Regions from separate parts of the Homo sapiens genome. Here region 2 is linked to region 1. The links are chromatin loops, found by intact Hi-C in ENCODE. Cell type or tissue: heart left ventricle. All regions are shown on one strand.

Evidence for each region. A loop is a pair of places that touch in the nucleus more often than their neighbours do. Peaks named below come from ENCODE experiments on the same cell type or tissue, not always from the same donor. Only the 100,000 strongest peaks of a DNase experiment are listed, where the experiment ranks them.
Region 2: a loop joins it to region 1, with 2.3 times the contacts of the local background. A loop is called at or near these places in 4 of 110 quality-filtered maps.

Annotation. Positions count from the first base shown.
Region 1 is chr15:68,827,865-68,830,364 of GRCh38, forward strand. No RefSeq gene overlaps it. Among named protein-coding and RNA genes, the nearest start is that of ANP32A, 8.2 kb to the left of the region's middle. RefSeq lists an enhancer at 1,221-1,270. In heart left ventricle, a CTCF peak has its summit at 1,353; no DNase peak of the experiment used is centred here.
Region 2 is chr15:68,681,273-68,683,772 of GRCh38, forward strand. The region is part of intron 2 of CORO2B (coronin 2B); the gene reads left to right. Among named protein-coding and RNA genes, the nearest start is that of CORO2B, 100 kb to the left of the region's middle. In heart left ventricle, no CTCF peak of the experiment used is centred here; no DNase peak of the experiment used is centred here.

The DNA of each region.
Region 1 (2,500 bases):
GATCAATGTAAAGCAGAGCTAATATCTGAAATCCCAGTTTCTTTTCAAATGCTTCCCTTTCCAAATTTGAAGCCAGAAGAAACAATGTATCACTGCTGATGTCAATAAGACTTCCTTGGCTGGGCACCGTGGCTCACACCTGTAATCCCAGCACTTTTTGAGACCGAGGTGGGCAGATCAGTTGAGGTCAGGAGTTCAAGACCAGCCTGGCCAACATGGTGAAACCCCAACTCTACTAAAAATACAAAAGTTAGCTCAGTGTGGGGGCACACGCCTGTAATCCCATCTACTTGGGAGGCTGAGGCAGGAGGATCGCTTGAACCTGGGAAGTGGAGGTTGCAACTAGCCAAGATGGTGCCACTGCACTCCAGCCTGGGTGACAGAGTTAGACTCCGTCTCAAAAAAAAAAAAAAAAAAAAAAAAAAAAAAAAAAAAAAAAAAAGACTCTACCGCAGCAAAACTGGTGATAATCTTAAAATTTGGAAAGGAAATGTCCCTAGTAAAGATATTTGATTTAAATTACAAGGAATTTAGTTCTAAGGGATAATCGACATATTTCATAAATAAATGCAGATATCTCTAGATATCAAATGATAAAAGATCTTGAGCAGTGATGGATTACTGCTAATGGGTTTCTGTCTGCTACTCTGAGCACAGTTCAGGCTCAAGAACTGACATGAAGGGTTTGAGAATTTAGTCAAAATCTGGAAGTAGGCAGGTGGTCACAGGCTAACTAAGAGTTCATAACCGGATGCAGTCGTTGAAGGACAATTGTGAAGAAAAAATGCTGATGGTGAAACGAATGCAAAAACCACAAACACATTGAAGAGGCCTATGTTCCTGGGAACAAAGAGGAAGGTTATCAATGATGTGCTTGTAGAAAACATATTAATACTGGAATATTGTCTTCTTTCCCATCATTTCAGGTCAGTTAGCTTAGATTACTATTCAGCTAGAAAAAACAAATGATACCCTTGCAAGGACTCTGAACAATATTGGAATTCAGCTGTTTTGTTTCTAATAAAACATGGTTTAACTGTTACATGAATAGAAGTTCCTTATAAGTGCCAATTACTTCTTTCCAGAGAAGCAGTGCTAAAGATTCTGTTCATTGGTACACTAAGTGTTCTTCATGACCCAGTGTTTTATTTCCTATAAGTTAGCTTTTTTTCTCAGATGATTTAATGAAAATTATGGCAGTCTGCTCATTGTTCAGCAAAATCCATTTCCTCTTCTCCTTGAACACAAAGCTTGACTATGTTTCCTAGATGGCCCTTGCAGTTAGTTGGGGCCATGTGACTGGGTTCTAGCTTGTTGATTATAAGTGGAAGTGATGCTGCCACTTAAAGGCTTGAAAGTGCCACTGCATACTGACTGAGATGCAGTGGAAGCCCTGTGTTTATGAGGTGGACCCCCTCTCAGGCTGAAATGTCTCTTAAGAGTCATTTCAGCAACCTATTTACTTGCCCACCAAGAGAGAAATTGTGACTAAGAAACTTTTATGGGGCTGTGCCATTATATGCTTGTATCCATTTGTTACTGTAGCCTATGCTAGTAACTAACACAATAATAAAGGTTTTTTTCAGTCTTAGTTTTCTATTCATTTGTAGACCAATTGTAAATGTGAATATTGTATTTCCATTGTATCTTGGCTTACATGTTCAAAGCACCATAAAACAGATAAAAGGATTATATTAACAAGTACTTAATGTAGAAAAGATCAGTGCAAGGGAGTCTATGGAATAACATGCAAATATGTCTCTTTCCCCCAAACTTAGTGCTTGGCTCATAGTAAGTATAAAATAAATGCCTGTTGTTTCATCAATAAGTAGTCCTCCCCTCTCAAGCTGCAGACTGACATTTTAATTGCTCATTGGACATTTCCAAACAGGTATCTTACAGGAACAAACCACATGACATTTCCAAAACGAATCTCTTCCTTGCCAGCCTCTGCCTACTCTGCCTCCACCAAACTACCTTTATCCTTCTGGCTCTCCTGTTTTGATTAATGGTACCCTTGGAATTGTCCTCTGTTGACTCCCATAACCAAATGGTTAACTCGTCCTCTAAATTTCCAACTACCTTTCCTCCTATCAGCCCCACTTTTTCACCACTCTATCCAAGCAAGCTCGCCCCACCCTTTCTCATGTCTAAATTGGCACCGTGTGCTAAGAGTTCCCAGGCTTTGGGTTTTCTCACCAATAACATTTAAAAAAAGGGTTTAGGACCAACATAGAATTCCCAACTTTTAATTTTGCCAGATAAAGACATTCTTTAAAAAACTTATCTTTTATTGTTCTATAGACTATTTTTAAAATGGCAATGTAGGGAGGACTCAGCTTTAGAATATAGGACACTCCTCTACATTGAATTTAATTTTATGAGAATTCACTACCTTGTTCAAGATTGAGTAGTTGGAAACTCTTGTCTAGATCAGCACTGGCCCTGAGGTCTTGATGTGGTTTTGTGGCCAGATGAATGTTTCTGAGTTCCAGTTCCA
Region 2 (2,500 bases), 150 kb before region 1:
GTGAAGTGCACTAAATCGTCTCAGTGGGAGCAGGAGTTGGGGCGTCTCTTGAGGGGTGCAGAAGCCCAGAGGAGCAGGCCTTTCTAAAGACCGTGTCACAAGGAATGCAGGGAGGGGGCCAGTGAGGAGCCCCCTGATTTGGGGGCCATATTTTCCCAAACCAAGGGTTAGGACACCCATGATCTGGCAGAGAAGTTCTGTGTTTCTGTCAGAGAAGAAGTCTGGGAAAAGGTGGTCATCCAAATATTGGGATTGGGGGAGATAATCACCATTTTCATAGGACCTGAGACATCACATTTAAAATTGGGTCTGTCACACTTGAGAAGTGTGACCCCTGTAGGGTTGAGCAAACCAAAGAATAAGGTTAGAGGGCAGTTGGGGGTGGGAACAGGGTGTGCGTGCCCCTCGAGGGCCAGGCAGGTAAGTCAGATCTGATAAGACAGAGAAAGGGGAGCTGACTAAGTCAGGATTCCTGCTGCACACTGGCTGAGTGGCCCAAATCTCTGTCTCTAGGTCTCAGTTTCTGTCTCTGAAAAGCGGAGACATTGTTGAGGAGCAGAGATAACACAGATGTAGTTATCTGTTGCTAGCAACAGAAATCACCCCCAACCCCAGTCCTCTTATGCAGAAAGGGTTTAGGGGCTTCATAGATTTAAAGGGCTAGAGCTGGGACAGTGGAGAGCCAGACTTGGAACCAGATCAGCACCAAGACAGCTCCGGAGGGCCCAGTCCCAGCCCACCCTGGGTAGGAGTCTGATTGGCCAAACCCAGTCCCATGCCCCGTCCCTGGATAGCAGAGGACCCTGGGTAGGAGGAACCCCTGCTTCAGCTTTCATGGTAGGGCACTGCATCCCACCAGGACAGCCCACAGAGGGAGAGTCCTCCAAATCAGGAAGGGGGCTTGGATGCCCAACTGCCAAAAAATCCTGCAGATAGTTATGTATGCCATGGAAGATTCTGGAAGAGTTGCACAAGGAAAGTAATAATTATAGAAAGCCAATCTTGCTCTGGAGTTCGAGAAGAGACCAGCACCGTGGAGACCAATTAGAAGACTGGAGTGCCTCAGGAAGGCTATGGGCAGGGTGCACCTGGAGAGGAAGGAGCAGATGTAAAGGCGTTTGTGGGGATTAACCCATCAGAGGCCTCTGGGAATCCTCTCTGACTACAGAGAGGTACAGGGAGTCTCAGAGGCTTAGCAAGGGGCTCAGGATGTTTACAGCTGTCAGGGCTCTAAGAGATCACATGGCCGCAGATTGACATTCTCTGATCGACTGGTAGGGACTCCCTAGATGCTGTGCTGAGGACTGCTGGGCTCAGGCAGGACTCAGTGAGCGATTGGTAATGCCTGTTATAGATAGAGAAACCCCAGGAGGGGCAAGGATACCATGTTTATTATCCCTGCCCCCCAAAAATGCCTCACTTTTCGGAGGGAGAGACTGAGACCTAGAGAGACAGAGATTCAGGCCACTCAGCCAGTGTGCAGCAGAGCTGAGATGAAAACCCAGGTCCCCTGAATCCCAGAGTGCTGCCCTGCTGCTGTAGCAGTGCTTTAGTAATGCTCCCCAAATCCCAGGTGGGCTGGGCAAAAATCACAACTCAAAATGAGTTTCCTTTCACACTACAGGAGAGGTGTGTGGAATTGGGGTGTTACAGGAAGGGCACCTGGTGGGAGAGTCCTCTTTTCCCTCCTCGTTCCTTGGGCCAAATGGCGAACAGAAGGAGGGGTTTTTATAATTTTGGCAGCGGCCCATGCACACAGGAGAAGTTCTGGTGGGTCCTCTATTGAGAGGGCCCCTGGTATGGCAGAAACCCAGGCCTCTGGGCCAAAAAGCGAAGGGCAGACTTAGGAACCTGCTCCTGACCTTGACGGAGCTCCACCCGCCCAGGGTCCTCCATGCCTATATCTCTCTCTAGGCCACCCCCAGTTGGGATAGATTCCTCTAGGGAGGGGTTCCTGATGTTCAGGAAGGCCTCTGGTGGGGAGCCTGAAGGACGAAGGCCTGTTTGGGGTCCAGCCATGGGAAGATACTGAAGACCCCAGAGCTGACTCTCTTGTTGGTCCAGACCCCGCGTCCCCAGCACTCCCACCTGCTTGGAGAGCATGGCTCTGTGGCGGGGGAGGAGAAAGCCAATGCTAGTGATGACAGCCTCGAGATGGTGCAAGCACTGTCCTTTTCTTTTGATTTTCTGCCTAAACCAGAAATGTGCTTTTTCCACAATTTGCATAGATGCTGTCATGTAACTTTTTTTTGCCACTGCTCGCATTTCCAACAGTTACAGTTTTGGTGCACCACCCCTCCCCCCACTGTAGGATATTGAGACATCATGGTGGGACTGGATATTGGGAGCCTCACCTTCCCTCTGCAGTATCCCTACCCATCACATTTAAGGCCTCGAATGCTGGGAAGCAGGGATGTCACCATCTCAGGACACACCTGCCTCACCTCCCTCCCTGCAGAGCATGTTCTACCTCTCGGCAAGAGAGTGTGGCCTTGGTCAA